2 separate regions of the Homo sapiens genome follow, and region 1 is linked to region 2. Evidence: chromatin loops called from intact Hi-C (ENCODE). Cell type or tissue: endothelial cell of umbilical vein. All regions are shown on one strand. Each heading gives the region's core, and the rest is flanking DNA. Links, peaks and the distances in the headings are about the cores only. Region 1 has its middle 19 kb from the start of BBS10. Region 2 has its middle 33 kb from the start of LNCOG.

Region 1 (4,403 bases), core at 202-4,201, 100 kb after region 2:
CTGGACTCAAGCCATCCTCCCATCTCGGCCTCCCAAAGTGTGAGAATTAACAGGCATGAGCCACCTCGCCTGGTCGTGATTATTTTTTAAAAAATTTATAAGAGGGTCAGGCGCAGTGGCTCACACCTGTAATCCTAGCACTTTGGGAGGCCAAGGTGGGCGCATCATGAGGTCAGGAGTTCGAGACCAGCCTGACCAACATGGTGAAACCCCGTCTCTACTAAAAATACAAAAATTAGCTAGGCATGGTGGTGCGTGGCTGTGTCCCAGCTACTTAGGAGGCTGGGGCAGGAGAATCGCTTAAACCCAGGAGGCGGAGGTGCAGAGAGCCGAGATCACGTCACTCCACTCCAGCCTGGGCAACAGAGCTAGACTCCGTCTCAAAAAAAAAAAAAAAAAATTATATAAGAACACCAAGCTCCAAGCTCCATAAAGAATAGTTCCTTCTTTTCTCCTTCCTGAAGTGAGACTCATCTATTTTCATAGCTTTAACTATTATCTCTATGCAGCTAACTCCTAAATTCAATGGATATTTATTGCATTAAAAATGACTATGCCAGAGAGTTTAGAGAACTTGGTGGCTGCAGTCAACTGAAGGGTGGCCCCCAAAAATATGTCCACACCCGAATCTTTAGAACCTGTGATTATTACCTTATATGGCAAAACATGTGATTAAATTAAGGATTTTTGAGAGGATGATCTTAGCCTGGATTATCCAGGTAGGCTCTAAATCCAGTGATAAGCATCCTCATAAGGGTGAGGTCAAGGGAGATTTGACAGGAGAGGAGGACGAGGCAATGTCACCATAGAGACAGAGCTGGACATGATATGACGACAAACTAAGCTGCTCCTGGAGCTCCCAGAAGCTGGGAGAGGTAAGAAACAGATTTTCCTCAAGAGCCTTCTGAGGGAGAACAGCCCTCCAATGCCTTCAGTGAGATTTCTGGCCTTCAGAACTGTGAGAGAATAAGTTTATGTTGTTTTAAGCCATCCAGTTTGTGATCATTTGCTTTTTCATTTTTTTGGCAGGTGATGGGGTCTCACTATGTTGCCCAGGGTGGTCTTGAACTCCTGGGCTCAAGCAATTCTCCTGCCTCAGCCTCCCACATAGCTGAAATTACAGGCATGTGCCATCATGCCTGGCCTGATTTGTTAAGCAGTCACAGGAAACAAATAAAGTGATAGGGAGGACCCTGAGATAACTGCTAATTTGGGGTTTGAGTGATTACAATAGGAGATGGCGCCCTTTTCCAAGTGTGGAAATAGAAGAGCAGGTTGAAGGAAGAAGCTGGTGAATTCAGTTTTGGACATGCTGAGTGTTGGAACAATCTTCCATGGGTCTCTTGTGATCCTTTACATCTGAATATGCTAAGAATGTAAGGCCTTGACAACTCTTTTGTTTCATTTTTGAGGCAGGGTCTCACTCTGCCACACAGGCTGGAGTGCAGTGGTACGATCTCAGCTCACTGCAACATCCGCCCTCTGTGTTCAAGTGATTCTTGCACCTCAGCCTCCTGAGAAGCTGGGATTACAGTTGCCCGCCCCCATGCCTGGCTAATTTTTGCATTTTTAATAGAGATGGGGTTTCACCATGTTGGCCAGTCTGGGCTCAAACTCCTGACCTCAAATGATCCGCCTGCCTTGGCCTCCCAAAGTGCTGGGATTACAGGCGTGAGCCACTGTGCCCAGCTGGCCTTGACCACTCTTTACCTGGGCCATATCTCAGCCTTCTTTTTGCAGTGAGCAACCTTGAAGGACTCCTTCCAGAACAGGCAGCAAGCTTGCTCATTGCCTGCTATAAAATAGTAGGTTCCTCAAGCTTCCTGTCCTTTCTTGTAACACAATCAACTGCATGTGCAGGCCTCCATCGGGCCCCCCAATTCATCTTCATGGGATTTGGGGTGCAAGGGTAATTGATGCCAGCATGCTAATGCTCATGCTGCTTGCTGTGCTGTGAGTAAAAAGGACCTTTGTCTCTGACTCAGTTTCTTCTGTCTGCATCCATAAAATAGTAACAGGCTAACTTATTTGCTTGAAAGTAGTATAAAATCAAAAGTCAACTGGACCCTGAGTTGAGGGGCCTTGGGGTCTTCCTGTTTCCTGGAAACACCAACTAGGGAGTTGAATAAATAGGTCTGCAGCTCACCAGAGACATTTGGGCTAGAGATAACAGATTTGGAAATTATCAGCTGAGCAGTCATAGTCAAAGCCAAGAATTTAAATCCTGCTACCCAGGAAAATTTTATTAAGTGAAAAGAGGAGAAGAAGAGAAGAAGAGAAGAGGAGAGAAGAGAAGAGAAAGCTAAAGAAACCTGAGGAACACTAACATTTGCGGGTCAAAAAGAAGAACTCAAAAATTAGACAAAAATGATTCAAATATTTTCCTACTGACTCAGCTTTTGTATCTCAGGAATCCTCCACTTACTGACTTTGACTCCTTCCCCTGCATCTAATCAGTGTCAATTCCAGCTAATCTTTGAGTCACACTTTGTCCCACGCCCATCCCTTCTTCCCATTCCTATCTGACATTCTAGTTTATACTCCACATCTATTGCATCAGTTCTTTGCCATAACCTCTTAATAGGTCTCTTTGCTTCCTGCTAATACCCACTAAAATCCATCCCACACAGTGCTGCCAGGTTAATTTTCTTAAAATATTCCTTGGGTTGACTCACTCTTCCTTGTTAGAAATGGTCAATATTTCCCTGGTATGTCATGATTCCTATTCTGTTTTTCTCTACCCATTGATCCTGATTCTTAATGAAAAACAGGAACTGGCATCATAGGGAATAAAATTTAACTGTGAGAGACAAGAAAAAGGACAGGGGAAGGATAAAAAAGAAAAGGAGAACTTAGGTTGTGAGGAGAGGTTGACTTTGCTGGGGGTATTGGAAATAAGTCTTGTTCGGGGATATGCAAACTATGGCCTGCGGGCCAAATGCAGCCTGCCACCTATTATTGCTAATAAAGTTTTATTGAAACACAGCCATATCCATCATTAACATATTGTCTATGGCTGCTTTTGTGGCTACAGCTGCAGAGTGAAATAATTACAACAGATCCTATCCGGCCCGCAAAGACTAAAATATTTACTATCTGGTTCTTTACAGAAAAAATTCGCCAACCCTTGGTCTAGTTATAGCTGCAATATGTGAGAGATATTAGACCTCAAGAAATGTAGAAAAGGATATTATAGGAAATTATGCTTGGGATTACCAATTGGATAGATCCCTGTGGACAGCCTTTGAAAGATTCCAGCAAAGATTTGAATTACTTTTAATTGCTGGACTGTTTCTTTGAATATATTTTCTCAGACTCTGCGCCATGAGGCAATCCCAATTAAATGTCCTTTGTGTATTGATCCCTTAGCATCTTTATTTACATTATTTCTCTCTCTTGAAATTTCCCCTCTAGCTTACTTTCATGTCTGGCTTATTCCTTTACATCCTTTCCTTCAAATTCCGACTCAAGTTTACTTTCCTTTGATAAGCTTTCTCTGTCCTTTATTGCCCACAGTAAGCTCTCACCTCACATGATAAAAGCTGCATTTAATCAGCACTCCCCCATTCAACCTTTACATACCGCTATGTATTTTTGGTTAATCTTTTCATGGTGTGAGGCTTTCTCCCTATGAAATCACAAGCTTATTGAAGTCAAGAACTGTGTCTTACGTATCTTTTCATCCCCCACAGCTTCTGGCAAAGGGAATTGCATAAAATTGTGCTTGATAAATTTGCTTATAATTAGTGAAAGCAGGAGAAATACAAGAAAACAGATTTTCCAACTTCCAAGCCCTATAGAAGTGCTATGCCCCAACACTGTGACATATTAATGTCTGGCTCAGTTTTTAAGCAACTGAATTTGTTAGGTAAAAGTCCCAAATCTTTTAATGAGAACATGAAGGTGATTGGGCTATGATGTCTGTCACCTTGTTGGCTGCTAGGCTTGATTTTGTGCTCCCTTGCTCCTGAACCTCTCCTGAAGCTGCCTGCCCAAAGAGAGGGGTAGGGGGTCTTCCATACAAGTGGCTAACAGGTATATCTAAAAGTGCTGCACATCACTAATCATCAAGGAAATGCAAATTAAAACTATAAGGATATATCACTTCTCACCTGTTAGAATGGCTACTATCAAAAAGACAAACGTTAACAAGCATTGACAAGAATATGGAAAAAAAGACAACTTTTGTACACAATTGGTGGGAATGTAGATTAGTACAGCCATTATGAAAAACAGTGTGGAGATGTTTCAAAAAATTAAAAATAGAACTACCATGTTTCAGTAATCCCACTACTGGGTACATATGCAAAGGAAATGAAATCAACATGTTGAGGGGATAGCAGCACTTCCATGTTTACTGCAGCACTATTCACAATCGCCGGGATTCGGAATCCACCTAAGTG
Region 2 (4,403 bases), core at 254-4,253:
TAAATTTTAGGCCAAAGGTAAAGTCATAATAGAAGACTATGGAAAGAAAAGCAGATACATATCATTTAGGAATAACAATATGGAGGGAAAAAAGTATAAAATGAAGCTTGAAGGTGGTTGGCATTTATTTTCCCTCATCTCTTAAAATGTTGAAGACATTGCATTCTATTTCAATATAATATATTTAGTGTATTAACATCTTCACCAATTACACTAAGCTATCTGACCTGACCTCTACTTAAGATAAATGCTTTTTTGGTGATTTCCTAATGTCATTACTATTATATACAACACAAAAAACAAATGTGGTAGTTATTCTTGATTGGATCCTAGATTTAAAAAACAGAACACAAAAAAAAAAACCTCAACAGGGCATTTTAAAGACAATGGAGAAGATTTGAACATTGGGTAGATATTAGATAATTTTATTATGTTAACGTAAAACTTCTTTGGTGTGATAATAGAATAGTGATTATAAAAAAGAATGTCCTTTCTCTTAGAAAACAATGGTGAAGTACTTGGAGATGGAGTCTCATGATGTCTGCAATACACTTTCAAGTGGCTCAGTTTTATTTATTTATTTACTTAGAGACAGGGTCTCGCTCTGTCACTCAGGCTGGAGTGCAGTGGCCCAACCATGGCTCACTGCAGCCTAGACCTCCCAAACTCAAGTGATCCTCCTGCCTCAGCCTCCTGAGTAGCTGGGACCACAGATGTGTGCCACCACACCCAGCTAATTTTTCAATTTTTTGTGGAGACAAGGTCTCACTATGTTGCCTAGGTTGGTCTCCAACTCCTAGGCTCAAGTGATCCTCCCACCTTGGGTCCCCACAGTGTTGAGATTATAGGCATGAGCCACTGCACCTGGCTAGGCTCAGCTTTAAAAAGAGGCACATTGCTGCACAGGCAGATAGGACGTAGATAGACAGATAGACAGACAGACAGAGAGAGAAAGCAAATGTGGCAAATGCTGACAATTATTGTATGCAATTAGCGTATCCAAGCCATCCTGTCCTAACTCTTGCCATGGTTGGGACACAAATGCAAATGAAGACTATTCAGCCACGTGCCTAAATACTTAAAGTTTTATAAGGCAAGTTAACAAAATAAAAAAAGATGTACTAACTGTTACTTTGACCGCATATCTTCATAATAACTTAGAAGCCAAGATCACATTTAAAATTTGCAAACTCCTATAAGATTTATGCTAGCACACAGCAATGCAAGGAGAGCCAGCCTCCAGTCATCTGGCCAGGAGCTGGGTTTCCCTTCTCCTCCTAGCCCTCGGTCCATCCTGCACATATGTGTGGACACCCCAGTTCATATGTTCAAACACCATCCATGCTACAGTTATCCACTCCCACTCCCACTCCCACAGTTGGTCCTTGGCCACCTTTTGGTCTAGGAGTGTGCATAGTGAATATGGTCTAACCTCAAGTAAGCAGACTCCAAAAAGATGAAAGTAGCAGGGATTCTGTACTCTAGGATATCTGAATCATGAAATAAAAATAATAAGGAGAGGTGGGAGATAGGCCCCAGATGGACATGCCCGTCAGCCAGAATATTCCCCAGCCCTTGGGGATGGGCAAGGCTGAGGACAAGCAAAGGAGATCTGTAAAGTGTGGGGCAGTACTGGATTTAGGTGAAGTGATATGGATTTTTGTTGAACGTATTCTTTCAATTTTTTTCCAGGTTTATTGAGGTATAATTGACAAATAAAAATTGTATATATTTAAGCATACAGTGTAATATTTTGATATATGTATATATTGTAAATGAGTACCACAATCAAGCTAATTACCTCACATTGTGTGTGTGTGTGTGTGTGTGTGTGTGTGTGTGTGTGGTGAGAACACTTAAGATCTACTCTTGAGGGCGTGGTGGCTCACGCCTGTAATTCTAGCACTTTGGGAGGCCAAGGCAGGTGGGTCCCTTGAGCCCAGGAGTTCCAAACCAGCTGGGCAACATGATGAAATCCTCTCTCTACAAAAATTAGCCACGTGGCATGTCTGTAGTCCTAGCTACTCAGGAGGCTGAGGTAGGAGGATCGCCTGAGCCGGGGTGGTCATAGCTGCAGCGAGCTGTGATGGCACCACTGCGCTATAGCCTGAGCGACAGAGCAGGACCCTGTCTAAAAAAAAAAGCATACAATGCAATATTATTTGCCATAGTCATCATGCTGTACATTAGAACTCCAGAACTTACTCATCTTAGAGCTGAAACTCTGTACTCTTTCACCAGCATCTCCCCATTTCCCCATCCCTCAGTGCCTGGCAACCACCATTCTGCTCTGCTTTTGTAAGTTTGATATTTTTAGATTCCATATATAAGTGAGATTACGCAGTATTTATTTTTCTTTCTGTGCCTGGTTTATTTCACTTAACGAAATGTCCTCCACATTCACCCATGTTGTCCTAAATGACAGGATTTCCTTCCTTTTTAAGGCTGACTCATATTTCATTGTATTATACACACACACACACACACACACACACACACACACACACACACACACATATATATATGCCACATTTTCTTCATTCATTCACAGATGGATGCTTAGCTTGATTTCAAATCTTGGTTATTGTAAATAATGCTGCAATAAACATAGAAGTGCAGATATCTCTTCAACACACTGATTTCATTTCCTTTGGATATGTACCCAGAAGTGAGATTGCTAGCTCATATGGTAATTCTATTTTAATTTTTTTGAGGAACTCCTGTACTATTTTCTATAATAGCTATACCAGTTTACATTTCCACTAACTGTATACAAGTATTCCCTTTTCTTCACATCCTTGCCAACACTTGTTATTTGATAATAGCCATTCTAACAGGTGTGAGGTAATATCTCATTGTGGTTTCGATTTGCATTCTCCTGATGATTAGTGATGATGAGCAGTTTTTCATATTCCCCTTGGCTATTTGTATGTCTTCTTTGGAGAAATCCCTATTCAGGTCTTTTGCCCATTTTTTAAACTAGTCATTTGTTTTCTTGCTTGTGGAGTTGTTTGAATGCCTTATATATTTTGGATATTAGCCCATTATCAGATATAGGGTTTGCAAATATTTTCTCCTATTTCATAGGTTATCTCTATTTTCTGTTGATTGCTTCCTTTGCTGTGCAGAAGCTTCTAAGTTTGATGCAATTTCATTTACCTAAAAATAGGTAAATTTACCTATTTTTGTTGTCTAGGATTTTGAGGTCATATCTGTATGGTTTTGTTCATATCATTGTCCAAACCAATATTCATATGCTTTTGTTCATATCATTGTCCAAACCAGTGTCAGCTTTCCACTCATGTTTTCTTCTAGTGGTTTTACCGTTTCAGGTCTTATGTTTAACTCTTTAATATATTTTGAGTTAATTTTTGCATGTGGTGTGAGATAAGTGTTCAATTTTATTTTTCTGCATGTAGATATTCAGTTTTCCCATGATCATTTATTGAAGAAGCTCTCTTTACCCCATTGTGTGTTCTTGGCACCTTCGTCAAAGATCAATTGACCACAAATATATGGATTTACTTCTGGGCTTTTTATTCTGTTTCATTGGTCTGGGTGTCTGTTTTTATTCCAGTACCATACTATTTTGATTGCTATAGCCTTGTAGTCTATTTTGAAATCAGGTGCTGTAATGTCTCTTGCTTCATTCTTCTTCCTCAAAATTCCTTTGACTATGAATTTTAGGATTGTTTTTTATATTTCTTTGGAAAATGCCATTAGAATTTTTATAGAGATTGGATTGAATCTGTATTATTTTAGGTAGAATGGATTTTTTAACAATATTAATTTTTCCAATCCATGATCATGGAATAGTCTTTCATTTATTTATGTCTTCTTCATTTTCATACATATTTTATAGTTTTCAGTGTACTGTCTTTCATTTTGGTTAAATTTATTTCTAAATGGTTTTGTTTGGTTGGTTGGATTTTGTCTTGAGACAGTCTTGTTCTGTCACCCAGGCTAGAGTGTAGTGGTGTGATCATAGCTCACTGCAGCCTTGAACTCCTAGCCTCAAGTAATCTTTTTGCCTCAGCCTTCCAATTAGCTGGGACTACAGGCAGGGTCTCTCTCTGTTGCCCAGGCTAGAGTGTAGTGGCACAAACATGGTTCGCTGCAGCCTGAACCTCCCAGGTTCAGGCAATCTTCCCTCCTCAGCTTCCTGAGTAGATGGGACTACAGGTGTGCACCACCATGCCCAGCAAATTTATTTTTATTTTTTGTAGAGATGAGGGTTTTACTATGTTGCCCAGGCTGGTCTTGAACTCCCAGACTCAAGCAATCCTCCCACTTCAGCCTTCCAAAGTGCTGGGATTATAGGCCTGGGGATTGTTTTCTTAATTTCTTTTTTGAATAGCTCTGGTTAGTGTACAGAAATGCAACTACTTTCTGTATGTTGATTT

The links. Peaks named below come from ENCODE experiments on the same cell type or tissue, not always from the same donor. Only the 100,000 strongest peaks of a DNase experiment are listed, where the experiment ranks them.
Region 1: it touches region 2 in a loop (2.9-fold over the local background); 1 of 110 quality-filtered maps calls a loop at or near these places.

The regions. Positions count from the first base shown.
Region 1 is chr12:76,326,843-76,331,245 of GRCh38, forward strand. No RefSeq gene overlaps it. Among named protein-coding and RNA genes, the nearest start is that of BBS10, 19 kb to the right of the region's middle. In endothelial cell of umbilical vein, for the core only: no CTCF peak of the experiment used is centred there; a DNase peak (open chromatin) is centred at 2,559; H3K27ac peaks cover 1,167 bases.
Region 2 is chr12:76,224,301-76,228,703 of GRCh38, forward strand. No RefSeq gene overlaps it. Among named protein-coding and RNA genes, the nearest start is that of LNCOG, 33 kb to the right of the region's middle. In endothelial cell of umbilical vein, for the core only: no CTCF peak of the experiment used is centred there; a DNase peak (open chromatin) is centred at 2,371; H3K27ac peaks cover 1,463 bases.